4 separate regions of the Mus musculus genome follow, and regions 1, 2 and 4 are each linked to region 3. A link is a loop called in an ENCODE intact Hi-C map of the cell type or tissue named here. Cell type or tissue: left cerebral cortex. All regions are shown on one strand. Each heading gives the region's core, and the rest is flanking DNA. Links, peaks and the distances in the headings are about the cores only. Region 1 has its middle 77 kb from the start of Gm26145. Region 2 has its middle 71 kb from the start of Gm39615. Region 3 holds the start of Gm39615 (a long non-coding RNA gene). Region 4 has its middle 82 kb from the start of Gm31581.

Region 1 (7,958 bases), core at 1,997-6,996, 640 kb after region 3:
ACTCTTTTAGGGGGAAAAATACTGAGACAAAAGCACAAAAGGCCAAAGTGAAGTCATAGGTTACTGACCTTATTAGATCTCACACACTCCTAAAATCTGAAAATGCTGGCCTTCGGTTGTGTAGACTGTCTAGACTCTGCCATCCACAGGATCAGTGAGATACAGAAGGGGCCCTGTACCATTCCAGGAAGACTTTAAGCACAGCTTGTCAACTTTCTAGACTGCACTTTCAAGTCTCACTAAAAAAGACCTTCCCTCTCCATTCTATTTCTTTAATTACTTTCTTTCATAATTGATCTGGAGTGTGAATGACTTGAATTTATTCACTGTGTACTGACATTTATATGCTTTTACATAATTTATATGATTATCCATTATATTATTAAATTAATTTTCTCATTTTATTTTATAAGGCTTTGGGGGTCACACCTTATGAAATATATATTCAAAAATCTCATGCATATTGTTGTTTAATGACAAAGTGGTAGTTCTATTATGCTTTAATGATTCTTCAGAGGAATTGACTTTTGAATATTTAAGACTATCTCATTGTATTGATTAAAATAATTTTAATTTGGGCATATTGTCTCTGCTGTGTATTGAATGCTTGCATGACTGGGCTTAGCTACTGCACACTCTCAGTTGGACTGCCACAGAGCAAATTGTGTGCTTTCTCAACCGTTCTCAATACTGCTGGTTGACTTTCAAATTTCAGACTTCAACAGGGACGGCATTACTTAATGACTAGTATATTGACTAGAAAATCAACTTTTCAGGCTTGGGATATTTCAGAAGTAAGCTTTATTTATTTCAGTAAAGAGAGTTTAAAGTGCAGAGGGATAACTCACGTGACTAAAACTGTCATGGTATTGTAAATGTATATAACCACACATTTGAATCTACTAAATTAAAATTTTACAGTCACTATGAAAGCAATCAGAATGAGTAGTGGATTGTGCCCCAAATACAGTAGATGTTTTCTTTCTTGTATATAGGGTTGACTCTTTAAGAGAAGGAACAGAATGAGGAGGAGGAGGACAAGGTGAGAGGAGGAGAAAAGGGAGGAGGAGGAGTATATGAAAGAGCAGAAGGATAAAGTAGCTTGTAAAGAAGGCTTAGAAGTTAATTTTTTCAAGAATATTTGTTTCCCTCTTAAAAACCATGTTATCATATAGATGACCATCTCATGCCCAGCTCAGAGTTGAATGTGCTCATTTCTGTTCCTTCTTAACACTTCTTGAAGATGGTCATGAACTAATAGACAACAGAAAAACCAACATTTTAAATTATTATTCCAACTTCAAAGGGTGTTCGCTGAACCAAAAATCATTGCGTACAGTAAGCTTCCATCCTACCAGAGTGGAGACAAAACTTAACGAATTAATAGAGTAAGTAGTGGGAAGCCATGAGAAACAAGAGTAGGTAAGAGCAGTGGGCCCAGGAGCTATCATGCCCATCAAGAAGCCGACAGATGAAAGAATAGGGAAGGACAATGAACGCTGACAACTGAAGGAGTACAGCTCAGTGCCAGGGGTCTTCTAATGACAAGGTCCTAAGACACAAAGATGTGTGTTTGCAAGATGGGCGTCAGTGTAGCTTGAGGAACAGAGATTAGGGGTTTAGGCTGGTAACATAGACTTTGGTTTTCGTTTCTGGAGATGTAGAGTGCGACTCATCTTTTAAAAACAGTATCATGGGAGCTAACTTGAGAACAGAGTAAAACAGAAGTGTAGAGAAAGAACAAACTCCTGGAGAAGGAACTATTGTAATAATCTAGATGAGAGGTTGTCCTACTCAGAGTTTCTATTCCTGCACAAAACATCATGACCAAGAAGCAAGTTTGGAAGGAAAGGGTTTATTTGGCTTATACTTCCACATTGACTCAAGACTACCAGCCCAGGGATGGCACCACCCACAATGAGCTCTCCCATCCTTGATCACTAATTGAGAAAATGCCTTACAGCTGGATCTCATGGAGACATTTTCTCAAGGGAGGCTCCTTTTTCTGTGATAACTCCAGATTGTGTTAAGTTGACAAGCAAAGCCAGTCTGTACAGAGGTAGGTGGAAGAGACCTGATTTTTGAAGGGATTGGGATCTAAGTCCGTTGAAACTACAGCCATAGAATTTCCTGATAGATGAGATGAGTCATGTGAAAAGCAGACAGCCAGGATAATTACAAAGTATTTGGAGAGGCAACCTAGAGAACAAAGGTAGCTTTGCTGAGACTGGGGAAGACTCCAAAGTAGGGAAAAGGTGAAAAGCTCAGCTTTGTATCCATTATTATTAAAATCTTTGTTACCCATCAGTCTAATCTGAGATGTCTAGGAGGATACTGAATAAGGCTGCAGTTCAAAGGACAAGTTTCTTTTCTGGATGTAAGTTGGAGGTCAAACGAGTTCGAGTGAATACACAGGATTTCTAAGAGAGTGGGAGTGTCTAAGAGAGTGGGAGTGTCTAAGAGAGTAGGCGTGTCAAGAAATTGGCCCAAAGGGCTCACTTGGACACCACAGTGCTTAGATAATGGGACTCCAAGGAAAAGTGGAGATGGATGAGCAGAGTTCAGGAAGCTACAGTGTAGTAAGTGAAGGAAGAGCTTGGGAAGGGAAGAGTGTTGCCCTGGAGATAGCGAAGCTCCGGATTCCCACACCAAGTGATAGAACAGGCAGGCAAGAGGAGCCCAGCTGTGGTGTTTGCTATTGAAGGTGAAATATTAGAGCCTCTGATTCAAATGATTTAGTGCTTTCAAGGTGTTCAGATGCAAGGCTTGGCACAACGTGCTATATCTGTGTTAAACAGACAGGAATATTGTGTCCTTCATTTTCTTCCTAGTATTTAAAAATGTCCCAGGGTCATTATTTTCCCCCAAAGTTAACAGGTCAGAGAATTCCTATGCACAGAAAAGTTTTTTTTCACCATATTATGTATACATAAGAAAGCAGCTATTATTATGTATGCTCAATAATACATATTTATCTGCTAAATAAGTATATGTAACAAATAATGTGCAATATGTTTAGTAAATACTTAATTTATACATTTGTATATATATATGTAAATATATCAAGCAAATGAATGAAATGTATATATATCACTTTTCTTAGTTATAGATCTTGTAGTTATGACTCTTATGTACTATAGATTTCTTAGTTATAGATTTTGTAGCTATTGAGAGATTTAAAGCAAATACTATGATAAACTACTTTTTGATGGGAACAAAGCATGTTAGGGTGCTGGTGGAGAACAGAAGATCTCTGTGTTGTTTAAGTCCCTAGTAACCCTTTGTAGACTGGAGCAAGCAAGTTTAAGAAGCATTGAACTTTCAACTCAAAGCAGGTATTTCTTGGAAGCTTAGTGTGGGAAGAGGAAAAAGAAGAAATTAGAGAGCTAGGCTGGAAGAAGAGTTTTAAGTGGGAGAATTGAAAGTAGAAAAAGCTAATAGTGTGTTTATTTTTATCTTGTGCAAATACACGGCAAGAATACTTCACTCTAACCCTCTCCTGACAAAAATCAATAAATCGCTATTGAAAAATGTTTTCCTGATCAATTTTTTTTCAGCGAATGTGACTTCTTTTTCAAGAGATTTAAAGAGATGTTGGAGGTACAGGATGCTAGATTCTCCCAGGCAGGCCTTCCGTGGTGGTTTCCTGTCTCTAAATCCTCATATCATCTGATTGTTAGATTAATACTCACCTGGAAAATTTCTTTAGGAAAATGTTAATTAGTGGGAATTGAAAATACATGGCTTAAAGCAATTAGCGTCTTTTCTCTAAGAATTGTCAAGGCCTTCTGCTACATTATTTCTGAATGTAAATCTTGGAGCAAGGGAATACGGAATGCATGGTGTAAGACCCTTCTCAATATCACTCTGCGGCACACTTTGGAAGAAACCTTTTTAGTGCCTATTCCCTTCTGCCAATTATTTTGTGTTGTATTTCATAACATCAACTACATGAGAGGACTGTGTCCCTAAGTAGGTTGATGTTATACTAGCCAATCATCAAGCATATTGTAAGATCGATGAGATGAATCCATTTGAACAACCTAGAGTCTAAAACAACCTTGAGTTCTAGTTGAACGTGCTTCAATGTCCTACAGTAGTTGTATTTGGCTCCATCTGGTGGCAGGCATTGTCTAAAAGATTTTTTTTTTTTTTTAATTTAAACAAAGAAAATATAAAAGGATAACAAAACCATCACTTCGAAGTTGTACAAGGCAAACCATCAGACAAGAAAGAACCCAAGGAGAAGGAATAAGAATCAGGGACCCACTTATTCACATGTTCAGGAGTCCCGTAAAAATACTAAACTGAAGCCCCACTTTGTATGCAGCGAACCTGGTGTGGACCCAAGTAAGCCCTGTGCTTGCTGCTTCAGTCTCTGTGAGTTCACATGAAATTTGCTTAATTAATTAAGATGGCCTTGTTTCTTGGTGCCCTACATCCTCCACACTTTGTCTGCCTCCTCTTCTCTGGAGTTCCCTGAGCTGGTGGTGGAGTCAGGGGGTGTGTGTGGGGGTGGGTGGGGGATTTCATTTAGACCCAAACTCTCTCTCTTTCTCTGTCTGTCTCTGTCTCTCTCTCTCTCTCTGTGCAAAACACACCTGCATGTTTTGCCCATCTACTGCAGAGGGAAGACTCTCTGATATTGGCTGAATAAAGCAGCAATCTATGAGTACAGCAGAATATCATCAGGAGTCATTTTATTGTTATATATTTGGACCAGTACTATTTGGTTTTATCCTAGGTCTCTGAACTACCTTATCTCTGGTTCTAGGTCATCCAGTGTTAGATAGGAATTCCATCTGGGCCTTAAGTCAAATCAGACATTAATTAGTTACTTTCTCAAGCTGTGTTCCACCATTGCCCTAGAATAATTGAAGGCAGGCAGATTGTAGCTTTCGGGTCCTCCCTCAATATTCAGAGACTTGATTAAGATTGACTCCATATATCAGTAAATCTCCACTGCACTCCTATACCACCCCTCTAAAGCCCCTTGATTCTAGCTGTATCTCCTGTGTTCTCTCCCTCAAATGCATCTCTCCTCTTCACTTGATCCTTTCGTTCAAACCTCCTCCTCCAGTATATCCATAAAATCTGTTTTACTTCCCCATTCCAGGGAAATCCCCTCTAGTCCCTTCTTCTGTACCTAACTTCTCTGGGTGGATAGATTTTAGCTTGATTATCATGTATTTAATGGCTAATGTACACATCTAGATGAATACATACCATAATTATCTTTCTGGGTCTGAATTACCTCACTCTGGAGGTTTTTTTTTTTCTAATTTCATTAATTTGCCTGAAGATTTAACGTGTAAAGTGTGTACCACATTTTCTTTATCCATTCTTCTGTTGAAGGAATCTATAATGTTTCCACTTATTTTTGGCTACTAAAAATAGGGTAACAATGAGCATGGTTGAGCAAGTATCCTTGTGGTAACATAAAATGTCCTTCGTGTATTTGCCTGTGATGGCTAGTCTCTGTGATCATCTAGACTATATCTGGAATGAACTACAATCCTGAAGTGGAGGGCACCCCTGTGACCTTGATCTTGAGGCTGGAAGACACAAAATTTTGATTCCCCATCCTGAGGTGGGATGAGACATGCTCTTACTCTGGACTGATATACACCTTTAGTCCAGATCTTTAGGCACATCTTTAATCTGGGCCATACCTTTTGCTGGAAGCCTACATAGGGCAATGGAAGAAGGAAGGGTTCTTTCTTCACCCACTTGCGCTAACTTGCCAGCACATCTGTTGGAATCTACTTCTTCAGGTTTCCATCTTACACAGAAGACATCCAGCCTCATGGAACTAAGACTCTACTAGATTCTTGGACTTTCCATTCACAACTGGGCACTGTGTGGTTAGTTGGTGTACTAGCTAGTTTGTGTATCAACTTGACATAGGCTCGAGAAAGGAGCCTCCTTTGAGGAAATGCCTCCATGAGATCCAGCTGTAAGGCATTTTCTCAATTGGTGATCAAGGGGGTAGGGCCCATTGTGGGTGGTGCCATCCCTGGGATGGTAGTTTTACCAACTAGTTTGGTGTCAACTTGACACAGGCTGGAGTTATCACAGAGAAAGGTGCTTCAGTTGGGGAAATGCCTCCACGAGATCCAGCTGTAAGGCATTTTCTCAATTAGTGATCAAGTGGGGAGGTCTCCTTGTGGGTGGTGCCATTTCTGGGCTGGTAGTCTTGGTTCCATAAGAGAGCAGGCTGAGCAAGCTGGGAGAGGCAAGCCAGTAAAAAACATTCCTCCAAGGCCTCTGCATCAGCTCCTGCTTCCTGACTTGCTTTAGCTCCAGTCCTGACTTTCTTGGTGATAAACAGCAATGTGGAAGTGTAAGATGAATAAACCCTTTCCTCCCCAAGTTGCTTTTTGGTCATGATGTTTGTGCAGGAATAGAAACCCCGACTAGCCAGGCGGTGGCACATGCCTTTAATCCCAGCACTTAGGAGACAGAGGCAGGCGGATTTCTGAGTTCGAGGCCAGCCTGGTCTATAAAGTGAGTTCCAGGCCAGGGCTATACAGAGAAACCCTGTCTCGAAAAACTAAAAACAAACAAACAAAAACAAAAAAAACCCCCGACTAAGACAAATTGGTAACAGCATAGTGGGGTATTCCTGTGACAGCCTGACCATGTTTTGGGGAGGACTGTGGAAGGACTTTGGAATTTTGGGCTAGAAGATCTATTTGGTGTTAAGAACTCTGGGATGTTGTGTAGGAGCTTGGAAGATAATGTTGAGAACAGTGCAGAAGATGGAGGCCTGGCTTGTGAAATTTCAGAGAGAAGATTAAAGACTCTTTTCAGGGCCATTGTTACTTTGATTGTGAAGATTCTGTGGTTCTGGTTAGCTGGGGCTGAAGAATTAGCTGTGATTAACAAGATACCGGAACTACTAACGTGAAAACTTTGCATTACTGGGACTGTTGATGCTGGTTAGCTGGAGCTAAGAAATTAGCGGTGATTAAGAAGTGACCAGCATCATTGAAGTGACATCTTCTGGGAAGTGTTTTTTGAGAGCACAAAGAGGCTGTGTTCCACAGATAGCAAAGGTTGTACCTTGGGCTGTGGCTGGACTTAGCAATGTGTAAGAGTTAACTACAGGGTACTGGTTTTGAAGGCATGAAGGGGTCACGCAGAGCAGCTGAGGCTCGGCACTGTGAGGAGGCCATGGAAGGCCATTTATATATATATATATGGAATTCAATAATTATATAAATATACATATAATCATTCTATACATTTTGTGACTCTAGAGAATCCTTACTACTAAAGAAGTTGGTAGAAGAAGTGGGCTAATAAAGAACAGCTGTGGCTTCAGTCTTGGCACTTTGAGAGGCCAGGAAAGGTCATTTGTGAAGGTGCAGCCTCAGTGGCAGTTAAAGGCTTATGACTGAAGGGGTCATGCAATGAATTTAAGACTTGGTACCATGAAGAAAGCCTATGAGAGAGGCTCCTAGTAAAAGTATAGTCTAGTTGCTGTGAAAGATCCTAGTGAATTGGTGATACCAGTACCAATGGGATTACCACTAAGAACAGCATCAACAGTGGAGTGGAATCAGCCAGAGCCTAGAGTGCTATAGATAGCAGAGTTAGAGAAGTGACCAAAGCCCCTTGGAAGAGCCCAGAAGATCATGTATGGATCCCATAGATTGAAACAAGAAGCTATGAAGTTGAAGTTGCTTTGGAGAGCCCAAGATGTTAAAGATGCCAGAGTCATGGGATACCTATCAAGGAAAGCTGCTAAAAGGGTGCAGAAACAGCTAAAGATAAAGAAGTATGTTTCAGTCAACAAAGCCAAAAAGAATTGGACATCAGACATTGCGAGGTAGAGTTTGGAGTTTTCCCAGCTGGTTTTTAGTCTTGCTGTGGTCTAGTATTTCCTCACTATGGCATTTTGCAATGGTAATCTATATCCTCTGATGTTGGAAGTATGTGATCTGCTTATTGAT
Region 2 (7,958 bases), core at 1,569-6,568, 72 kb after region 3:
TTCTACACCACTGTACATTTTTCTCCTTGTAAAGTACACACTGAATTCAGCAGTCAAAAGGAAATTTGTAATCTTAACCAACTCCTTAGATATTGATCACTTCCTGGCTTAACTAGAACCCTCCACGCTTCAAAGAAATAAACCATTAATGCTCTATTTCTGGCATATAGCTAATAGTATCCAATTGTGTAGATACATGATGAGAAACAGTGTGTTATAAATTTTCATTCTGGTCTATGACTCAGAACCAGACAGGAAAGCAGAGCCAGCTGGACTCCTGGGTTTCCTCTTGGTGAGTATTCCCTTCATCTTAGTTCTGGACTGAATGGTGATGACTTGCTGGTGGCAGACCTTAACAGCAGTGTTGTTTACAGTTATAACCTTGGATATGGCAAAGCAAGTATCAAGAACAGGTCTCAACCTGTTCTTGAATCCACAGTGTCCTAGGGAGGGTCCTGCAAATGCATTGGCTGAGAGTGAAGTGGCATCTCATCATCGACCCTGTGCAGTGTTCTCATGACTTTGCCTATGAACCTAACTAATGAGAGAACCTAAGTAATAAGAGAGTGAAGAACGAACAGACACACAAACACATGTACAGTGACTCTTTCACTAGGTGGGCCTTGCACCACCCCCTCAGCCCATGTGTTATGTGTAGCATGAGGAGGAGGTTAGCTCATCTCAGTAGAAGGTCTCTGTAGGGGAGCAGTCTTGGTTTGCAGTCTTAGGGAGAAGGACCCTGTAGTAGCCAGCTTTTGCACACTCTGGCCAATTGTTCCATAAACTCAGATCAAGGGAGGCTTGGCCATATCTCTGAACCTCCTGTAGAGAAAGGCTTTGCAAATTCCCATGGGTCTGAGACAATGGTATTTGCCAACGATGCATATAAGGACTTTACCCACTCCTTATGTGCCCACTGTGGGCCTCCTCAGCTCCTGCAGGTTCCATGAGCATGAGTCCAATGTTGAATCCATGCTAATGTGCAAAAGCCATGATATTTCACAGGGCAATGCACCAAAGAGAGGAACAGAGAGTATTCATAGCTATTCATAGCTGAGTAGTGTGAGAACCAATCGGAGGAATTGCTAGTGTGGATAGGAGAGATGATGCAGGCCAGAAAAGGAGATACTTAAAACACAACCCTAAACAGACACGTAGACTGGAGGATGAACAGCGGCAGAACACGGCTGGAGAGAGAGTTCAGCAGATTGTAAACTCACAGCCGCAGGAATCTTTGTAATGTTCATTAAGAACATTAAATACCCAGTAAACATCTCGGGAGTGGCAGATAAATGGTTAACAAATGTTTTTGGTTAAACTAAAACTTTAGGTCAGATTGGAAAGTAGCCATGGGACAGGTTTCTGAACTGGGATCATGCTTTTTAGCCCACCCACAAACTGTCCAGCCTGCAAGATGTGCTGGGCCAACGGTGGCTCAGAGCTGGTGGGAGTGGACAACCAACGACTGCTCTAACTTAAGGCCCACACCAGGAGAGGGAGCCCTTGCCTATGGCCCAGGGACTTAGATAGAAACCAACACAATTGGACAGGGTACACACACACACACACACACACACACACACACACACACACAAGAAATAAGTAATTATAGAGTAGTATTCTGGGATAAATCCTATAAGAAAGTGAACTTGTAGAACACTATAAGAGGGAGTATAATTAATTTGTTTTACATAATATGCTTTTTATATAAGTTCGACACGGTAGATCTCGGGAAGCTGCTGTGAATACGGAAACTCCAACGTTGGGGGTTTATTTAATAGACAAAGTAAGAAACAAACTCAAGATGGCGGAGGTGGACCTGGAGTCGGATCAGATTCGACTGAAGTGGATCCGTAAGGAAGGTTTCTTCACCGTGCCTCCAGAACACAGGCTGGGAAGATGCTGAAGCGTTAAGGTGTTTGAGAAGCTGAACCGGATTGGCGAGGGCACCTACGGCATCGTGTGTCGGGCCAGGGATACCCAGACAGATGAAATTACCTCCCTGAAGAAGGTGCGGATGGACAAAGAGAAGGATGGCATCCCCATCAGCAGCCTGCGTGAGATCACACTGCTCTTGCGTCTCTGCCATCCAAACATTGTGGAGCTGAAGGAGGTGGTTGTGGGCAACCACCTGGAGAGCATCTTCCTGGTCATGGGTTACTGCGAACAAGATCTGGCCAGCCTATTGGAAACTATGCCAACACCCTTCTCGATGGCCCAGGTTAAATGCATCATGCTACAGGTGCTTCGTGGCCTTCAGTACCTGCACATCCACAGGGACCTGAAGGTGTCCAACTTGCTCATGACAGACAAGGGCTGTGTAAAGACAGACAGCAGCTTGTTTGTCCTCACTGAGTGATGGATCGTCTTTTCTCCTCTCCCCCCTGCTGCAGCTGATTTTGGCCTGGCTTGGGCCTATGGTGTTCCAGTAAAGCCAATGACTCCCAAGGTTGTTACCCTCTGGTACCGAGCCCCAGAGCTGCTGCTTGGAACTACCACCCAGACTACCAGCATTGACATGTGGTAGGCATGGTTTCTGCTCCCAGGGCCTCAAGTCTTCTGGCCCTGGAGGTCAGCCCTGGTCAGGGGGAGCAGGATTGGTGTGGTAGCGAGCCTGACCGCAGCACCCAAGGAGGGGGAGCATGAGAACACGGCTGGGGTGCTCACTGGCTCCAGCCTCAGGTTCTCACTTGGCACTGCAGACCTTGTAGGAAAGCCTTATGGCCATTTGCCTGCTTCTTCACGTGTGTGTTGATAAGTTGCTAAGTGGAGGTCGGCGGCTTCTACAGGGCTGTCGGCTGCATCCTGGCAGAGCTGCTGGCCCATAAGCCCCTCCTCCCTGGCACTTCCGAGATCCACCAGATCGACTTGATTGTACAGCTGTTGGGGACACCGAGTGAGAATATCTGGCCGGTGGGTGTTACCGACAACCCTCAGTCCCCGTCCATGCCTGCTGGCCCTGTCGCTCTAGTCCCTGCCTCTTACAGGGTTTCTCCAAGCTGCCGCTGGCCGGCCAGTACAGCTTGAGGAAACAGCCCTATAACAACCTCAAGCACAAGTTCCCGTGGCTCTCAGAGGCCGGACTCCGTCTGCTCAACTTCCTCTTCATGTATGACCCTAAGAAAAGGTACAGACCTTGCCTTTAGGCAGCCCTGCCCCTCAGGAGGACAGGGCCCTGGCTTCTGCAGAGATGGAAGGACATCTTAAACCCAAATCCATAATGTACTTTTTCTGGTCTCGGGAACGGAAGCTAAGGCCAACTTCCCTGCACACACTAGGTGAGCAATGTAGCACTGAGCCATCTCAATTCAACAAACCTTTTAAAGATGGTTTCTCACAACACAGACCATAGATACCCACTTCCCAGACATACCCAGACACCCATAGGTGCCAGGTGTCCAGTTTGAGTGGCCTTAGGTCTTAGAGCCATTCTGAGCTGCCTGTCAGTGTCTAGGTCTCAGTCCCCATTTGTTGGAGAATTAGGTTGGGCTGTTGAGATTGGCTAAGTTTGAGTGAAATAGGCCTCTCTAAGGCCAAGGTCACTATCATTCCCCAGGGCAACCTCGGGAGACTGCCTGGAGAGCTCCTACTTCAAGGAGAAGCCCCTGCGTAAGTTCTTGGGATCACCTTAGGTCCTCTTAGGAGCTTAGCGAGAAGCCCTGCTTGTCCATATTGGATTCCCAGGGACCACAGGCCCCACAGGGGAGAAGAAAGGGAGAGACGGGTCAGGGCCAGCTTAAGTGAGGAGTCCTGTCTAGACCTGGAGCACGCCCCACCGGGAGCCCCTTCTCCAGCTCCAGGCCAGCCCTGAAGCTGCCCTTCTCCTGCAGCCTGTGAACCGGAGCTCATGCCTACCTTCCCCCACCACCGCAATAAGCGTGCTGCCCCAGCTGCCGCTGAGGGGCAGAGCAAACGATGCCCTGAGCCTGGGTCCAGCCCACCCCTCCACATCCTCACGGATCATCAGCCGACGACTAGGAGACCCCAGCAGGCCTTTGGCTCCTCCAGTTGGCTGTCCTCTTCAGCTGACTCCTCCCTGATATTTCCCTGTGTCCAGATGCAGAGATCTGTGGACAGGGATGTGGCTGAGTGGGATACCCAGTATAGACTGGGCAGTTGTAGCACCATCTGGTGGCCTGTCTTGTCTGTCAGTGAAGGCCCGCTTCTGGGGGGACAGAGCTAGTGCTGAGAGGCCTAAAGGTCCCATTCAGTGTGTGTGGGAACTGGAGCTGGGCACTAGCCTGGAATGAGTAGGCCTGGGAGATAACTCTTCTTGGAGACTAGGAACTGCCCAGGACAGATAGGCTATAGTGACTCCGGGCAGGAGGGAGCAAGGGTTGGTTAATTGGAGTAGGATACTCGTAAGACTGTCAGAATGGAAGCCCTTGGTGGACGCGGCTGGCACTGGTGCCCAGGGAGAGGATTGGTGGACTGAGATAAAAAGCCTTTCCAGAAAAAAAAAAGAAAGAAAGAAAGAAAGAAAGAAAGAAAGAAAGAAAGAAAGAAAGAAAGAAAGAAAGAAAGAAAGAAAGAAAGAAAAGAAAAGAAAAGAAACAAACTCAACTCATCATACCCATACCACCAAGATGGCACACAGAGGCACTTCAAGCTACCAAGATTAAAGGGAATATTGAAAGCCTAGTGTGGCCATTCACACCTAGACCCAGCACTTGGGAGACTACAGCAAGATTACCTTGAGTTTCAGGCTGACCTTGGCTACATAGTAATATAGTAATATGAGTTACAGTGTGAGATGCTAAGAGAAAAGAAAAAAACCCAACACTATCTTTGGATTAAAAACTACATTGGTTAGAAAAGAAACAGGCACGCCTTTAATCCCAGCACTTGGGAGACAGAGGCAGGCAGATTTCTGAGTTCGAGGCCAGCCTGGTCTACAGTGTGAGTTCCAGGACAGCCAGGGCTACACAGAAAAACCCTGCCTCGAAAAACCAAAAAAATAAAAAAAAAAAAAAAAAGAAAGAAAAAAGAAAAAGAAAAGAAACAGGCTTAGACCTTGGCTATAAACCCCGTTATGAAATAAAAGCATGCTTTGAATTGCTATAATGATAATTCACACGGTACAAATAAGCTTCCCAGTAGATCTATCCCCGAGGATTTGATCACCAGACTGCTCAGATGGTATCCTCAGGCCCTCGGCCAGGGCCAGGCTGCTGTCCAGCCGAAGCCTAGGAACAGAGGCAGGAGCCATCCCAGCAACATCCTCTTGCCTGCCGGCACTCACAACTCAGGAAAACATGGCTAATCCTGCAGAACACAGGGCAGGTTCTAATAAAAATCACTTCATTCTGCCGATGAATCTCTAACAAACATTTTCTCTGAAGATGTAATCAGTCCTGATTCTCAGCAGAGCGCCTTAAAGGTGCTTTTAAAGCATAGTGTGGCTTTGTGCGAAGTGTAATAAGGAGACCAGCAGTACTTTCATAGCATGAGATAGTCTGAAAAGGATTATAGAGGCATGATAAATCAATAGGCTCTTAGCAGTATATTCAAGGAGGTAGGTAAGCTTGTGGACAAAGGTAGAAGATGTTTCTTGCACTCAATGAAGGAAAGATTCGGAGAAAAGTCAATCAAAACTTGTCAACGGCTAGAAGTTCTATGTCAGTATAGAGACTTGACTGGTACGTGTTAGGCTCTAGTTCCAGTACTTAGGACGCACACACCACAAACCCACCTTGTCACTTATTTATGGATACAGTCTCTATCGAAGTGGTATAAATTGGCTAATTCCTCTGTGTCAGAGGCTGAAATAGAATAGAGATCCGAGTGTAATCTCTGGAACATGGGGACCCCAGCTCTTTATCCTCCGAGCATCATAACCTTGCTTTGTTGCTTAACTTATGCTACTTCCCTGTGCCTGATTTTACAAAAAGATAACACACTTCCCTTGCACAGCAGGCTATACTGAGATTGAGCCGACAGCCACACCCACCTGCATGTTAGCAGGTTAGGCACCGCTCCTGAAACAGGCTTGCTGTTTTCTTGGCTACAGACAGTGGTAAGAGCACAAACTATAGAATCAGGCAGGCTGTGCTCTGCCACCTGGCAGTTTTGCAAAGCCCTGTGCATTCAGGAAGTATGGCAGTCTCCACGGCGCCTACTGAAGAGGGGAACCTCCTTGACAAGGTCTGCTTAACCCATGGACTTGAAGATGGATGTTGGAAACCCCAGATTTGTTTTCCATCATTTGAATCCTCCCTTTTGTCTGTGCTCCCTTGTATACTAGCATTTAGTACTTGCTGCAAAGCATTGACAGCTATTGCCCACTTTCCATGACAACCAAACCACATCTGTCCCAGCAATCCAAGGTTCCCAAAAACTCATCTGTCTAGACTCTAAAAAATGAAATAGTGCAGCTTCGTAAGAGCAGATGTCTGAGCCCACCCTGGAAGTGCTTAATTGAAATCTCTACAGTTACATCTTTTTAAAAACAGTGTTACTTAACAAGACTCCCCACAGTTAGAGGTAACTATAATTATTTGTAGCAAAGTAGACAGAACCCAGTGGAAGAATTTAACATTTGGGGTAAGGTTATAGAATTTGTCTTTAGCAATGCAGTCAAAACACAAGGTGAAAGATCATCTGATTTAGTCTTTCATATTTCTATAAATACCTTAACAAATGACACCAACCCAAATGTTTGTAGGGTAGCATACACATCCTTACTACAAATAAAGTATGTTTGGTTTTGTTCTGTGAAATATTAAATCATTTCCCTACAATGTTTATGGTTCAAAAAGACCACACTCTAGCATCTAAGCCATCAGGTCGACAGAGAAGGTCATCTGTTACAAACCTACAGCATATCCCGGCTGAGACTTATGGATGGTGGTCTTACAGTGAATGAGCAAGAAGGAAGGAAGGATCAGAGGAAGATAGAGGAGGCGGGAGAGGAAGAAAAAGTAAAACGACTAGGCCACCAGTAATAATCAGCCGATGGGGCTAGAGAGATGGCTCAGTGGTCAAGAGCACTCATTGCTCTTCCAGAGGTACTGAGTTCAATTCCCAGCAACCACATGATAGCTCACAACCATCTGTAATGGGATCTGATGCCCTCATCTGGTGTGTCTGAAGACAACTACAGTGTACTTATATACATAAAATAAATAAATGAAATCTAGAAAGAAAGAAAGAAAGAGAGAGAGAGAGAGAGAGAGAGAAAGAAAGAGAGAAAGAAAAGAAGGGAGGCAGGGAGAGAGAGAGAGGGAGGAGGGAGGGAAGGAGGAAGGAAGGAAGGAAGGAAGGAAGGAAGGGAGGGAGGGAGGGAGGGAGGGAGGGAGGGAGGGAGGGAGGGAGGAAGGAAGGAAGGAAGGAAGGAAGGAAGGAAGGAAGGAAGGAAGGAAGGAAGGAAGGAAGGAAGGAAGAATCAGCCAATGCCTTTCAGAAAATTCAGAACTACTGACAGCAAACATCTTTGTCATTACCAGGGTCTTTTCCCAACACAACTGCTTACTTACATCTTTTCCTTGTGTTACCAGTTTGCCAGAAATTGGCTTTTGTGTAATAACTCTTAAAGTATGGTCCCTAAACCAACATTAGTCATTAGCATATAAATTCTCTTTTATAAAATTAAATTATTCGTTTACTTAATTATGGGGACCATGTGTGCAGTGTCATTCGGACCTAGCCTTACCAGTGAGAGCAAACTGCCTTCCTCAAATTACCAACTCAAATGTTAACCTCATCCAGACACACACATACACACACACACACACACACACACACACACACACACACAGTTTGTAGCCCAGCTAGTTCAACAATGGCTGTCTACCAATGGAAGGTCCATGAATCCAGTCCACAAAGCTGGATGTCTCAGCTGGTCTTCAGTATACATCAATATCCTGAAGAAGCAGGCTCTAATGCCAGTGGAAGAATGAACTTGCCCTCAAGAGTGAGAGCAAGCAGGCAAAGGGAGCAAGCTTCCTCCTTCTGTGTCT
Region 3 (7,958 bases), core at 1,488-6,487:
TGTAACTTCTAACCAACAGACCAACTTTATGGAACAATATATTAGGACAAATCATGGTCCTATGAAATGCATCCCTCAGAAGTTCCTGCTTTCTTTCCTAATGCTATAAAAGGAATGTTGGGGCTTAGAGAGCTGGCTCAGCAGTTAGGAGCACCTGCTGCTTTTTCAGAGGACCCAGGTTCAGGTCCCAACACACACAAGGCCAATTACCTATCCAATTCCATGGGATCTGGTGCCCTCTTCTGGTGTCTCTGGATATCAGGTATTTGAACAGTGCACATGCATACAGGCAGGCAAAACATTCTTCTACATAAAATAAACAGATCTTTTTGAAAATGTGAACCTTATACCAAAGCAAAATGTCTATTACACACTGTGACAGAACTACCTGGACCACCATTTAGGGTCATGGTGCTGTCCTTCAGGATACCTTACAAACTCGAAAACTATACCACCCATACAGTACTACTATGAACCAAGGGCACACATTTTTATGACAATCCCTAAGGAGGGCTTACATTTTGCCCCTCTTTCCAGGACCCTGAGCTTTGGACACAAAAACCAGAAAATCTTTCAAGATGCCTAGCAACCTCCCTACTGAATTGTAATCCACAGCCACCTGTGTCAGGTAACATTTTAACCACACAAACTGGGTTAAAAATATTACCCAGAGTGACAAATAGCAGGAGGAACAAGAAGAAAAACAAGGTGGACAGAGAGTGTGTTTCTACCCCAGACAACACTCTAAGCACTTAAGACTCAGCAGAGAACAAAAATGGCAAAGTCTACTCTCATGAACCTTCCATGTCAGTGTATGCAGAGAGAGTCTAGTGAGTGCCGAGAAGACAGAAGTGCAAATGCAACCTAACAAAAGCAATAAGAGAGAGGGAGGGAGGGAGGAATAGAAAGAATGTCAGGGAGGATAGTTAAGACTTAAGGTTGTTTTGGGTTTTGTTGTTACTGCTCTTACCGCTGCTGTTGCTGCTGTTTATTTGTTTGTTTTGGTGGAAGAACGGAGTGATTTCCACCAGAGCTCACCTAGATAGATACAAAGCACAATTTCTGTCACAGTTTCAAATGAAAGAAGACAGGCAATGGAGACCACACATAAAGTTGAATGTAGGAGAGAGGGTGTACCTATTGCAAGACATGTGGAATTATTACAATGTCGAAGGCTTCTGCTGGTCATCTGAATAATTTCAAACAGTCTTGTTTGCTGAGGATGTTCCTTGTGGCCAATACCCAACCCAAAGCTATCAGCACTGGTGTGTGGTAGCCTGGAATCTGAGCATTCTGTAAGGCGTAGATTTGAAGCATAGATGCAATTGGCTGGCAAAAAGAGACTGATGGGTCTCTCACAAGGGCTTCTCAACTGGTGAGACAGCATTTTTAAGAATCTGTATCACAGAGATAATGTTGCAGGAAGGCAGAGTGTGCAGGGCAGTGTGGGCAGGGCCCGGAGGGTAGGATAGCTTGGGCAGTGTAGACAGGCCACAGAGAAGAGAAGATGCCTAGGAAAACACTGAAGGTAAAAGAATTAGCTTGCAAGTAAGGAAACAATGCTGCTACAATCAGGTGGGTCACTGGTGACCTGTGAATGCAGAAACGTAAATCCTCCATTATAAATTGAAGGGGTTGTAGAAAGAAAAAGGGAGGGAGGGAGGGAGGGAGGGAAGGAAGGAAGGAAGGAAGGAAGGAAGGAAGGAAGGAAGGAAGGAAGGAAGGAAGGAAGGAAGGGAAAAGAAAAAACCCACAGTATTATCAGTAGCTGTGATTTTGTTACCAAGAAAAGTAAGATCTCATTATGAATGCTATAAACTGCATTAAAATATTTTGCGGCTCCTCACAGTTTGAAATTGTTGTAATTATCACACCTGCTGCTACACTGTATTTAAATGCATTATTAAAGAAGCATATGTTTTCTTTTTATGACAAAATTTGTGTTAAACTTAATTATATTTCAATTAAGTAGATTCATCTCATAATCTTACATATTTAACTTCAAGAATTTAAAAATATTTTTTTCCTAAGGAGCATTGCCCAGTGCTCCATGAGACTGATATATATATATGGCCTATCATACAAATGCATGTACACGTTCACGGGAATACACATCTACGTACACACACACACACGCACGCACGCGTGAATGCGCACTGCCATGGGGATGACCTCATGCACCCATTGGAAAGATGAGAAGAGCTAATGGAGGAGGTCCCACATGGCAGACCCACCAGAGCCAAGTCTTAAGGGAATAAAGGCTTTCCTTCCTCATTACATCAGTCATGGACCCGCCCCTCCCCGCAGCTGCCAGGCTATCTAAGAGGAAGGAGAGCACAGAAGGAAGAATTTAGAGCTGTTTTTCCTACACGAAAGGAAAGAGCATCTAGGCAGAAAGGTGTAACAGCAGAGTGGCCTTTTCAACACTTCTGAGGATAAGACCACAACGGCGAGACCTGCCCCCATCATCGATAGTATCAGGCTTCCGTTGCTTGCCCTGCGATCCGTAACTCAACCTGTGCAAATTGTATGGTCCTTACCCAAGGAAGATGTCCTGAGACACAACGATAGGGGAAAAAGAGAAGCTAGGGCGCTGGTTTTCCCTCCTGTACAGCTGCGGCAGCAGCACCTACTAGTTCCCGGACCCCTGTGCCCATTCTGAGCAGCCCCAGTAAGAAGGTGCATCCTCACGGAGGTTCTGAGTCTTAGTTAGGCTTTTGTCCTCTAGGCTCAGACGTTTGGGTATCCTTCTGCTTCTTCGCTGCTCATCCTTTATAATTAGCCTTTTGTGTTAAATTTATTGTGTGTGTGTGTGTGTGTGTGTGTGTGTGTGTGTGTGTGTGTGTGTGTGTGGCAAGTTGAGACAGAATTGTCTGGCAGTCTCAGGTTTAGTGATTAATAACACTGATTACTCTTCGAAAGGACCTGGGTTCAATTCCCACCACTCACATAGGAACTCAAAATGAGTAACTCCAATCACAGAGGATTGGCCCTCTTCTGGCTTCCAAGGGTATCAAACACACAGAGGGTACACAGACATACATGCAGGCAAAACATCCATGTATGTAAAAATTAATTAAAATTTAAAATAGTATTAAGAGTAAATTTGGTTTTGTCACAAGACAAAAATAATAAGAAATTCCATATTATCTTACAGTTGTCACATACTCTTGGACTTCTGTGAGAATTTAGATATATTACCAAAATTTTGTCCATATCAGAACAAGATAAATGGGGTGATAAATGGCCATCATGCGGAGAGCTTTATGTAGGGGAAGGAGATGCCACAAAACACATTAAGGAATATTCATATGGGAACAGCGAGTAGCATTGTTTGGGTTGGAGGTCGGATTAGATTAGATATATTATCTTATATTATTCATATCATATTATATTGCATGGCATGCCCCCCCCCGTTGTTATAAACTCCACCATGATGAAACTGCAACCCTCTGAATTCATGAACCAAAGTAAGCCTTTCCTTCACAATCTCAGGAAATGTATCAGAAATGCATCAGAAATGTATCAGAAATGTATCAGAAATGTATCAGAAATGCATCAGAAATGTATCAGAAATGTATCAGAAATGCATCAGAAATGCATCAGAAATGCATCAGAAATGTATCAGAAATGTATCAGAAATGCATCAGAAATGTATCAGAAAAATGTCGTCTAGGTGGAGCACCTAACAGCTGCAGAAGTATGATAATTGTGATTTTCATTACTTTGAAGGAACTTACATTTCAAGTACTAATCTTTTAAATCATAGTTTAAAACAATAAAAGAAACATTTCCTTAGCCTGCAAGTTATATTATATATTATGTATTATATGATATATGTTATATGCTATGCTATATGTTATATATTACATATTGTTATATAGTGACTGAAATATATATATATTACCTGAAACATATTGCTAAACAAAAGTATTGAATGAGAAGATTGCTCAAAATACAATTCTGTAGTATTTTTATGCGTATAACAGGATTTTATAACAGGAATCGATATGCTACAGGCATTTGATCTAGTGTAAATCGATGTAAGTCATGTAACATGAATTGTGAGCAAATCTGAGATCTTACCACATCCATAGCTTGTGTCACAAATGACAATGTAATATAGATGTTTCATTGTGAATCTGTATGCTGCAGGAATGGTCTTCTCTCTCTCTCTCTCTCTCTCTCTCTCTCTCCCTCTCTCTCTCTCTCTCTCTCTCAGCATGTCGAAGTGATTTAGAATGAAAGCACCTCCGCACCTCCTTAGAAAAGCCAGAAGATGGCAGTAGCTTCTAAGAATTGTGCCTCGGAAAAAGCCCACACAGCTTCAGAGTGTTCTGTGCCTTGCCTCCTTCGCTGGCACTAATAATCTCCCTTGTTGCCATCTGTTTTCCTACCTTACGGTAAAAGTCTTTTTTATTCTCAACTTTTCTCTGAGAATTAGAGAAATAAAGCTAGTGAGAATTAAGTATCTATGTAAAATGCCTAAGTGACTCACCACAAGCAAGAATTGAAAACAGACTCATATTTTGCTGGTGGATAAACCAAATGTTGCATAGCCATTTGGATAGAGTTTGGTTTGTTCGTGCATGGAGTGCCTTTATCCTGGTCCAGATGGGGAGAGCATGTATATTTTCTTCTGTGCAAACCACTAGTACCTGTAACTTTTAGCTATCGCTCAGGAAATGCTTATTTTACCCCTTTTAAAGGAAAACCACACTTCTTTTATCTCTAAACGACGTAGTCGAACATCATGGAGTCACACTCCAAGAAGCTTAGTTAACGGTTAAAAACCAAACAATAAAAACAATTGTGATGTGGCTCTCTAACCTAATTGCATTGAGCAGGGGTGGTGAGAAGAAATTACTTCTGTATTACTGAGAAGAAGCTAAGAACAAAGAGAGATTCTAGATGTTTACACTTGAATCTACAGATGAAGGCTGGAGGCACCAGCAGTGGCTGTGTATTTTTACAAATGTATCCATCTGCTGCAGGGTAGATTAATTTTCCTGGCAAAGTTTAGTGTATATTTTAAGACGTGGTATGGTACTCAACAACCGTGCCTAGAAAACTAGCATTCTGGAGTCTTTCAAAACCAGCCATTTCCAGAGGGAGAAAAATCCATCTACCATCTGCTTACTTCGTTAAAATACATAATAGAGGAGAAGAACCAAATTGGATTTTTGGCTATCCCAGTGCTCCCTGGTGTCCACTCAACTACAGTTACTGTGTACAGCACCCTCTGTAGAAAACAGATCCCAAGGATACATTGATCACTGTATTCTCACCTCTCATGTATGTATACAAGTACAGCAATAAACTTTATTTCGTTTGTTTTTTTGTTCTTTGTTTTTTTGTTTGTGTTTTTCAAGACAGGGTTTCTCTGTATAGCCCTGGCTGTCCTGGAACTCACACTGTAGACCAGGCTGGCCTCGAACTCAGAAATCTGCCTGCCTCTGCCTCCCAAGTGCTGCGATTAAAGCCGTGCATCACCACGCCTGGCTCTAATAAACTTTATTTCAAAAATACACTTAGGTACGATAAACCACCCTGAAAATACTTAATATTTTTAAATGTTCCTCCATCAATTAAAGGAGCAGTTTTCCAACGCATGCTGTGAAATCTTAGAATTGAGAAAATATCATAACAATAGTTTGTCATGGACAAGCCAACATTGACTGTCACAAAACATCAAAGGGAGACTGTTAGTATTTGGGAGTCGCAGATGTAGAACTATGACTGTCAGATACTAAATGGAAATTATTCTTTATAAAATAAAGTTTATGAAATCCCAGTTATATTTGTACACACTCATTATGAAAAGCATCTGGTGTGATGAGGTCAAGGCCTCCTGTTTGATTTTCAGCATTGGTATGTAATAAATTATCCAAGTGTTTGAATGCTTTCCTACACTTGAAAAAGACGATTCTAGTATGGCAGAAATAAAGTAGTATTCTTTTTTTTTTAGGTATTTTCCTCATTTACATTTCCAATGCTATCCCAAAAGTACCCCATACACTCCCCCCCCCACTCCCCTACCCACCCACTCCCCCTTTTTGGCCCTGGTGTTCCCCTGTACTGGGGCATATAAATTTTGCAAGTCCAATGGGCCTCTCTTTCCAGTGATGGCCAACTAGGCCATCTTTTCATACATATGCAGCTAGAGTCAAGAGCTCCGGGGTACAGGTTAGTTCATAATGTTGTTCCACCTATAGGGTTGCAGGTCCCTTTAGCTCCCTGGGTATTTTCGTTAGCTCCTCCATTGGGGGCCCTGTGATCCATCCAATAGCTGACTGTGAGCATCCACTTCTGTGTTTGCTAGGACCCGGCATAGTCTCACAAGAGACAGCTATATCAGGATCCTTTCAGCAAAATCTTGCTAGTGTGTGCAATGGTGTCAGCGTTTGGAGGCTGATTATGGGACAGATCCCTGGATATGGCAGTCTCTAGATGGTCCATCCTTTTGTCTCAGCTCCAAACTTTGTCTCTGTAACCCCTTCCATGGGTGTTTTGTTCCCAATTCTAAGACGGGGCAAAGTGTCCACACTTTGGTCTTCGTTCTTCTTGAGTTTTATGTGTTTTGCAAATTGTAACTTATATCTTGGGTATTCTAAGTTTCTGGGCTAATATCCACATAACAGTGAGTACATATAATGGGAGCTGTTTTGTGATTGGGTTACCTCACTCAGGGTAATGCCCTCCAGATTCATCCATTTGCCTAGGAATTTCATAAATTCATTCTTTTTAATAGCTGAGTAGTGCTCCATTGTATAAATGTACCACATTTTCTGTATCCATTCCTCTGTTGAGGGCCATCTGGGATCTTTCCAGCTTCTAGCTATTATAAGTAAGGCTGCTATGAACATAGTGGAGCATGTGTCCCTTCTTACCGGTTGGAACATCTTCTGGATATATGCCCAGGAGAGGTATTGCTGGATCCTCTGGTAGTACTATGTCCAATTTTCTGAGGAACCGCCAGACTGATTTCCAGAGTGGTTGTACAAGCTTGCAATCCCACCAGCAATGAAGGAGTGTTCCTCTTTCTCCACATCCTCGCCAGCTTCTGCTGTCACCTGAACTTTTGATCTTAGCCATTCTGACTGGTGTGAGGTGGAATCTCAGGGTTGTTTTGATTTGCATTTCCCTGATGATTAAGGATGTTGAACATTTTTTCAGGTGCTTCTCAGCCATTCGGTATTCCTCAGGTGAGAATTCTTTGTTTAGCTCTGAGCCCCATTTTTAATGGGGTTATTTGATTTTCTGGAGTCCACCTTCTTGAGTTCTTTATATATGTTGGATATTAGTCCCCTATCTGATTTAGGATAGGTAAAGATCCTTTCCCAATCTGTTGGTGGCCTTTTTGTCTTATTGACGGTGTCTTTTGCCTTACAGAAGCTTTGCAGTTTCATGAGGTCCCATTTGTCAATTCTCGATCTTACAGCACAAGCCATTGCTGTTCTGTTCAGGAATTTTTCCCCTGTGCCCATATCTTCAAAGCTTTTCCCCACTTTCTCCTCTATAAGTTTCACTGTCTCTGGTTTTATGTGGTGTTCCTTAATCCACTTAGATTTGACCTTAGTACAAAGAGATAGGAATGGATCAATTTGCATTCTTCTACATGATAACCACCAGTTGTGGCAGTACCATTTGTTGAAAATGCTGTCTTTTTTCCACTGGATAGTTTTAGCTCCCTTGTCAAAGATCAAGTGACCATAGGTGTGTGGGTTCATTTCTGGGCCTTCAATTCTATTCCATTGGTCTACTTGTTTGTCGCTATACCAGTACCATGCAGTTTTTATCACAATTGCTCTGTAGTAAAGCTTTAGGTCAGGCATGGTGATTCCACCAGAGGTTCTTTTATTCTTGAGAAGAGTTTTTGCTATCCTAGGTTTTTTGTTATTCCAGATAAATTTGCAGATTGCTCTTTCTATTTCTTTGAAGAGTTGAGTTGGAATTTT
Region 4 (7,958 bases), core at 1,814-6,813, 120 kb before region 3:
TCCTACACTTGGTCCTTCAGCAAGTATTCATTGGATACCTACTGTGTGCCTGGCCCCATTATAATCACTATGGACACATTGTGATAAAAACAGAAATGATCGCTATTAAGTTATTAATAACTGCATTTGTTCAAATGTCCTTCTTGGACATGAAGCAGATGAAGCTAGAAGATTATCCTGTTTCTCAATAAATGCAAAGCTGAGCCTAGAGGTGGTCAGTGGATACTTACAAGAAAGCCATAGCTTATAAATCAATAGGAAGACCTTTCCGATATTAACTACTATTTTATGAGCCAGAATTTCCTAGCTCTTTAAAATTTCAAAGCATAACATACATATCATGACAGTTGACCTCCATAATCTCTGTGATTTTATTGCCCCATTCTTCTGTTGGGAAAAGGAAACAAAGGGGCCAGATGGCTTGATTATGACAACGAAGTTCATTGAAAATACGTGGTTTTGTGTCGTTTCATTTTACAAAATCGGTTAGGAAATGACTATGACCTCAGTCTAGATTAGAGAAACCAATCTCAGTAGTAAAATAGTTCAAGAATGTTATAACTCCCATAATTCAGAGATTTCTCATTACTTTCACAGAGGAAAGTTCAATGGTTATGATTAGGAAAAGCTATCCCACCACTACATAGCATCCTATGCCAGGAGAGGAGTTTAACACAAGACAATCAGCTTCTTCTTCTGGCTTCTGTTTCTGTCTACAGATTCTAGATTCATGGGCTAGAGATTCTACAGCAACTAGCATTTCTTCTGACAGGCTGATAATGCATCAGAATTAATGTTGAGAAGGTCTTGGGTAGCCTAGCTGCAGAAGGCACACAGAATATTAAACCAATGTGAGATCTAAGAAGTGCTGTCTCTGAAAACAGCTCAACCATGATGAGCCCACGGGGGAAGAGAAGGGGAGAAAGGAAGCCTAGCTCAAGTCAAGTTGTTTCCAGATCAGCAGAAATGCTAATTGATTCATGAGCATGACTTTTAAATGTCCACAAGGCAAATCTTCAAAGCCTATCAGGTGTTTTGGCCATGGGTTATGAAATAATGACTAGCCGATGCTTTCTTTAAGTCTGACTTAATACAAAGCCACTGACCCCATGTCAGAGGACCTGAGATCTGAATTCACTTGTATTTTATCAAGTGCAACATTAGTCATGCAATGTGCTGAGATATGTGTGCACAGTTTCATGTATTATTTATTCCTGATAGTAACTTTTAATTTGGTGGTAACCTTCCCTATTTCTCTTAAGAAAACTCAAGCTCACATGGTTTGAGTAACTTCCCCAATATCACACAATGAGTGAGATCTGAGCAAACTGAGAAATCAAGTTGTAGTAGTCAAATAGCAAATGAACTAATATTCATTTTAAAATTCTGTGCAGAAATTCACAAATACTCACTGAGAATGTTTCTGTTTGGTAATGAATTAAGCATTCATATAAAATATAATTTATAAAGCCTCTACTCAGATGTTTGTCGTTTTTATGAAGTCCCATCTTTAGCTAATGACATCAATAAGTTATTTTCCATACATGTATAGTGTTCTGTGCTTATGTGCATCATAAGGTGAAGTATCACTAAACACCGAGCATGCTCCATGACTTAGGATTCGGTTATTAACCATCACAGGCACCAACGTTGCACCAAAGCTGCAATTTGGCTTCTAGATTAATCATCAAAATGCAACACAAGCTCTTGGTCTAGTTCCACTTCTAATAATCATTTTTAACCACTTGCCATCTCCAGTCCTTCACCTTCTGCCTTTGGTATAATGGTTAGAGAGTAACCTGCCATTAGCTGCATTGTTCAGGTTCTGCAGTTCCCAGAGACTAGAAACAAGACATGCTGAGCCATTAAATACACTGTGAAAGTCCCAAGTGGCATTTGTTTAACTTTTACATACAGTATGCTATGAAATGAGCAACTGCACAGAAAATAAAAATGTTAAGAGCCTTTCCTGCTAGGCCATTATAGTCTAAGAAGAAAAGGCAATTGTTCCTTTGTGTGGCTTGTCGCACCATGTGGTCAGGAGTATTTTAGTCTGTGATGTTATTCTGGGGTAACTGAAAGTTGAGGATCTCTCCGACTAGATTAATTCCCAATTTCCAGAGTAGTGCCTAAACATCTTCAAAGGTGAGAGTTAAAGCGAACTTTAAAAGATTATATATCCGCGGACAAGGTCACTCTGCTGGAATAATCTATGGGGACAAAGTACAATGGCCAGGATCCTGGGAATATGTGAAATCAGTGAACAACAAGCTAAAGGTGCTACAATTCTATTTTATATGGAATTCTATCTATTGTAAAGTCTACTTACATGGATTTTGATGTGAGAATTCTTAAAATCACCTACTGTTTAAGGTAATAAACTGTACTCTCTCGTTTTCCTTCCTTTCTTTGTTATCCTTGGTGAATAGAACCCCTGACATTTGAGCTTTAAAAATGAATAAATTGTGGAGCCTCTATTTTGTCTAGAAACATACTTCTTAACAGGCAGAGTTTCCCAAAAATTCTCCCCTAGCAGGCAGTGAAGATTCGCGTCCTTTGTTCATCTCTAGGCCTGCCTTCCTCAGTCATCGGGATCTACAGTTTACAGACAGTAGCTATGAGGCTCAGGGAGATTAAGTTCTGTTAAGCATAAGACATAAATCTTCACATTCCATGCATCTGATGCTGTTATCAACACCCAAAATACCCACATGGACTATCTTGGCATATGCCCTAAGGTCCTCTGCCAAGGTTGCTGGGCAGAAGTGTGGAACAGACAAAAATCTCACTTCTAAGTCCCCTAGGCAGTCAGTAGCAATACTAACCAAAAATGCAGAAGCTCCCCAAACCTCTTCACATATGTCCTTCATTTCCTGGTTTTGCTTTCCTGTTACGGGTCAAAGAAGAGACAAAACATGGCTAAGAAAATAAATGCCAACTCCAGAGACTATTGTTGTTTGTTTTAGCTTAGTCTTAGTGGAACAGGAGTCATGTAATTTTAAAAAGTCTATAAGACCTACCGATCATCTGATGGTGACTGCATATTTTAGACATCAGAAATTTGCCCCCCCCCCCCATACCTGTAAAAGCAATATCCCCACAGTCACAAAGATTGTCAGAGACTGTCAATCAAAAATGAGAACAAAAGGTGTCATCTGGGCATCCCTCTCTCCCTCAGCCGCAGCCTGCTATTACGGAAGTGTTGTGGCACCCTGAATTTGCTATTAGGTGTTGCGTAACCCATGGCGTAATCTTGCACTCCAAGCGAAATTTTTATCTAGGATTCCAATTAGATTCCTATTGCACAGGGCACACGTAGCTTGTGGTTAACTGCCTCTGCAAACAACTTCAGAAAGCTCTTGTGGGGTGGACTGCATGGTCCTTCTTTTTTTTTTTTTTTTTTTTTAAAGATTTATTTATTTATTATGTGTAAGTACACTGTAGCTGTCTTCAGAAACACCAGAAGAGGGCATCAGATCTCATTACGGGTGGTTGTGAGCCACCATGTGGTTGCTGGGATTTGAACTTTGGACCTTCGGAAGAGCAGTCGGGTGCTCTTACCCGCTGAGCCATCTCACCAGCCCCTGCATGGTCCTTCTTACACAAAGCAAAGCGCTTCAAGGAAAGCTGTAGGAAAGCAGCTACATGGAAACTAGAGTAAGAAACTAAATGTTGACTTACTGCAATAATATACTTAAAAATCACATTATTTCACATTTTGGAATTTAAATTATAAGAATGAATATGAAAGAAAAGAGTCAACATATATAATTTAAAGAAGTGATATGTCAAATACAATACAGCGAGGTCGGTGCATTTACTACCACTGAGCTCAAAATGGTATGTCTTGAAATCCCCTTTTGAATTAGCTATATGTTATCCATGTAAATTTTGAAACAAAGGAAATTATAAGTAACTCTATCTTATTTTTACTACATTGTGCTTATTAACAATCCATATTACAGAAATTTCCATAAAAGGTTCTACATTTAATATATTGCCAACTAACATCTCTAAAGGGAGTAAAAATTCACTATAGGACCATTTCACTGGCTTTGATTGGAAGTTCTATTTGTTATTTTTTTTCTATCTAGCTTCTTTAAATAGAGGAGTGTGGCGACAATTCTAGTGGCGTTTATGATAGAGGGATTTTTACTCCTGGACAGAGGGTGCATTTTCTCACATTTTAACATTAGCTTACTCTTTGCTGCCACCTAGCGTCCATCTCCTAACATAGCAAGAGTTAAAATGGCCTATTTGCATAAAACATGCACAGAAAGAAATCTGTTTGTCTAGCATATGATTTTATTTCTTTTGCATCGATACTTGAAAATCATGCTATTTTATTTTCTCTGCTAAAAAATTAAATCAATACATTGATATCTAGACTTCACTGAATATTTTTGTACATCATATAAAAACGCTAAAAAAAAAGCATCGTTTCTGCAGCTTATCACAGTGTGGTAAATTGAAGTTGAGCTAAATCAGTGTTTATGCACAATGATAAAATGTTGCAGCACAAAGGATCCCCAGACACCATTCAGTTCCTGAACTCCACTCTTTTTTTTTTTTTTTTTTTTTAACAGATGAAGACGTTGAGGCCTGGGGGATAAAATGACTTATTCAAAGTCACAGAAGCAGCTATTTGTCAATGCAGACTGGAAAGTGGGTCAGCCTGATCCCAATATAGGACATCTTTCCCATGTGTTCTTTCTGATTAGTATTGGAAAGTGACCCATGTTAGATGAACAGGAAAGGCAACTTCTGTCCCCTATAAAATCATGCTCAAAATTAAGCAAGTTCACAACATTTGACATTTTCCCCTACAGTGAACGTAATTGCCTCGCCTTGCAAAATAGCAGTTAACAATGAAGCATGAGCTGTCACGTGCTTTTACTTTTTAAAAAAAAATCACTAAAAATAACTCTTATAATCCATACCTAATTATCTTCTCTCCCCAGGCTTGAAATTTTTTTAAGTAGTTAGCAGTCTATATTACCAATAATTAAAGCTGTCTTGAGTACTAGGCAACTTGCGCTGACATAACAAACTACCATGGACTGGGTACTTAAATAGTGGCAATGTAGTCTCTCACAGTTAGGGAAGCCGAACGCCTGGTCGCCAGCTTCCCGTACATTGAATTTGGAGCTTTTTCTGAACTTCTGAAGATCACTTTGTATGTCTTTCCTCTCTCCTTCCCTCTCTGAAGGCTACAGCTTTACATATTAGGCTCTGAGTCGTTAACCACATTTGTGGTATATCCTCCTTTTTCCTTCTGATCTTTATTAACACTGATCTTATACTGGCCTTCGCCAATATAGGATATATGTTAGGGGGGGCTGGAGAAGTGGCTTGTGGGCTAAGAGCACTGGATGCTTTCTCAGAGAACGCTGGGTCACTTCACAGCATTCACATGGCAGCTCGCAACCATCCCCAACTCCCACTCACAAGGATCTGGCATCCTATTCTAGCCTCTGAGAGCACTGTACGAATGTGGTGTACAAACACCCATGCAGGCAAAGCACTTACACATAAAAATTTTAAAGGAAAAGAGAAAAATAGTGTAGGGCTGGAGAGATGGCTCAGCGGTTAAGAGCACCGACTGCCCTTCCAAAGGTCCTGAGTTCAAATCCCAGCAACCACAGGTGGCTCACAACCATCCGTAATGAGATCTGGTGCCCTCTTCTGGGGTGTCTGAAGACAGCTATAGTGTGCTTACATATAATAAATAAGTCTAAAAAAACAAACAAACAAAAAAACCCACAGGAAAAAAGAATATACCACTTCTTTACCTGTGGAAGAAATTCTCCAAAATGTGAAATTCAAATTGTTCTCCACTGTGCAAAGTCTTAGGAACAACAACAACAACAAAAAATGATGTATGAACAGACTTCTAAACACCATTTAGTCATTGTCTACTATTTCATGTTATAGAAGAGTAAGCCAGAACCCACAGACATTCCCAATGGTGATAGCACTCCTACTGACTTTAAGCACACCTGTGAGGAAGATTAAGTAGCTAAGTGAATAGTGCTTGTGGTAGTACTAAGTACTACCTAATTACTAAGTACCATTGTGGTAGACTAAGTACTAAGACTAAGTACCACTATGACTTTATTCACCAGGAAACAAAGTCCATAGGAAACCATGTTCCAAAGTTCCCAGAGATCCTAATGCACAGTTGGAAGTATGAAGCAACACAAGTGTCTACTGAGTAAGTTCTCAGCCCGAAAACCACACTTCATCAACATTCATTCAAACTAAAGGTTTAAAGGTCAGGAGGAAGGAGAGAGGAGAACAGAATGACAATCTACGTGGCCACATTCCTTGGCATGTGCTTGTGTGCCTGTGTTCTCCGACAGCCTCCCCCTGAGGACTCCTGTGTGCTCACAATCACCCAGTGGCTAGTGGCCAGCAATGAGAAGATGTAATATAGGATGGTGCAGGGCCTGCTCAGTGCCACAAAGTGGACTCTGAATTCCACTCATTGATTATGTCAACCCCAGGGGGATATAATCAGAGATTCCCTCCCGTTGGATTGGATGACAACTGTTTCCAAAAACCAAACAAAATGATTTTGGAAAGCAAAGCATTTACTTTATATCAGCTTGAACCCACACAGGAATCCAAATTCAACTCATAAGCCCCAAGAGACATTCTGCCATTTTGGTTTTAGACGGGATGAAATGTTAAGGAGACCTATGAGACCATTGCCACACCACATCACAGAAGATTAGGGACACTCTTCTACACACAGGGAAGGGTATTAACAAGGTGCTGAGAGGATCCTGAGGAGATCTAAGGCTGAGATGGAGATGCCTGACAGGAGCTGTTGCCAGAGAGCCCTTGGTATCTTCCAAGAACTTCTCTTCCCTCCACCTTCCCAACCTGCCACAGGGGTTTCTGGTTAACTAAACCGCCCAGGCTCCCCAGGAAAGGAATGGTGAAGTGTGGGGCTATGAAAGGCAGCCTAATTTAGTTGAATGAGGCTTGCTCCTGCGACCCAGTAAAGAACTCTACAAGGGACAGAAAAGTGTGCCACGTTCCCAAAGCCAGGTGCCTGACACCACAGACCCCCCAACTCCATAATTCTGTGACTATAAATCACGCAGGCAGACAGTGTCCCAAGCTTCTGGCATTCTGGCTAGACTCTACCCCTACAGTTACCTGACTATAGCCAGTTATGCTCCTCCCCACAATTATCTTATAGCCCAGGCAACTATAAAAGGGGCTGCTGGGCCCCTCCTCACTCTCTTTAAACTCTCACCTTTCTTACTCTCTAGCCTTCCTTCTCCCTCTCCCTTCCCCGCCTCTCTCCATGTGGCCAAGGCCGGTCTCTCTCTCTACTTTCTCTCCTTTCTCCCTGCCTTTCTACAATAAAGCTCTAAAATCACATACTGTCTCTGTTCATCGAGGCCTGCCATGCTTGAACGATGGGATAGGTTTTCCCCTAATGTGTAACCTCCCACCGGAAGGTCTTCCTGCCCTCCAGCCACCGACCAGACCAAGGACTCTCGCCCTCATGGGAACCACCTAGTGGACCCTCTCCCCCTGCCCTCTCCTCCCTTTGGCTCTGAGGCTGACCAAGCCGCTCCCAGGGCCCCCATTTGTTCTCAGCTCTTCCGCAGTATCCAGAGCAGGATGCCCAAGGCTGAGAATCTGTTGCCTTGGACTGCTTCCCACAACCAGACATCCATCCAGGGCCATGTTGAAAGCATGTGGCAGTCTTCCATGTCCACCTACTCAGAGCACTGGAAATCTGGCGGGACATAGGTTTTCTCCCACTCCCTTTATTCCCTGGCACCCAACAGCAAAGGTTGTCCTCTGAGACACAACCCAGGACAGAAAGGAGAGGAACTGACCTGAATGTCTGGGGAGGGAAAATAAATCACACACAACCTTTTTTTTTTTTAACAGATGAGATTTCCTTTGATTAAAAATTAAAAAAATGTTTGTGA

What was found. Peaks named below come from ENCODE experiments on the same cell type or tissue, not always from the same donor. Only the 100,000 strongest peaks of a DNase experiment are listed, where the experiment ranks them.
Region 1: it touches region 3 in a loop (11-fold over the local background); 3 of 42 quality-filtered maps call a loop at or near these places.
Region 2: a loop joins it to region 3, with 4 times the contacts of the local background. A loop is called at or near these places in 3 of 42 quality-filtered maps.
Region 4: a loop joins it to region 3, with 3 times the contacts of the local background. A loop is called at or near these places in 2 of 42 quality-filtered maps.

The regions. Positions count from the first base shown.
Region 1 is chr1:31,333,185-31,341,142 of GRCm38, forward strand. No RefSeq gene overlaps it. Among named protein-coding and RNA genes, the nearest start is that of Gm26145, 77 kb to the left of the region's middle. In left cerebral cortex, for the core only: a CTCF peak has its summit at 4,113 (motif pointing left); a DNase peak (open chromatin) is centred at 4,108.
Region 2 is chr1:30,767,883-30,775,840 of GRCm38, forward strand. It overlaps the pseudogene Gm6473. Among named protein-coding and RNA genes, the nearest start is that of Gm39615, 71 kb to the left of the region's middle. In left cerebral cortex, for the core only: a CTCF peak has its summit at 4,144 (motif pointing left); DNase peaks (open chromatin) are centred at 4,134 and 5,984.
Region 3 is chr1:30,696,303-30,704,260 of GRCm38, forward strand. Gm39615 (a long non-coding RNA gene) reads right to left here and starts at 4,200. Exons shown (of 3, transcript XR_865312.1): 1 at 4,087-4,200. In left cerebral cortex, for the core only: a CTCF peak has its summit at 4,318 (motif pointing right); DNase peaks (open chromatin) are centred at 4,315 and 5,026; H3K27ac peaks cover 1,031 bases.
Region 4 is chr1:30,580,832-30,588,789 of GRCm38, forward strand. No RefSeq gene overlaps it. Among named protein-coding and RNA genes, the nearest start is that of Gm31581, 82 kb to the left of the region's middle. In left cerebral cortex, for the core only: a CTCF peak has its summit at 4,227 (motif pointing left); DNase peaks (open chromatin) are centred at 4,201, 4,704 and 5,475.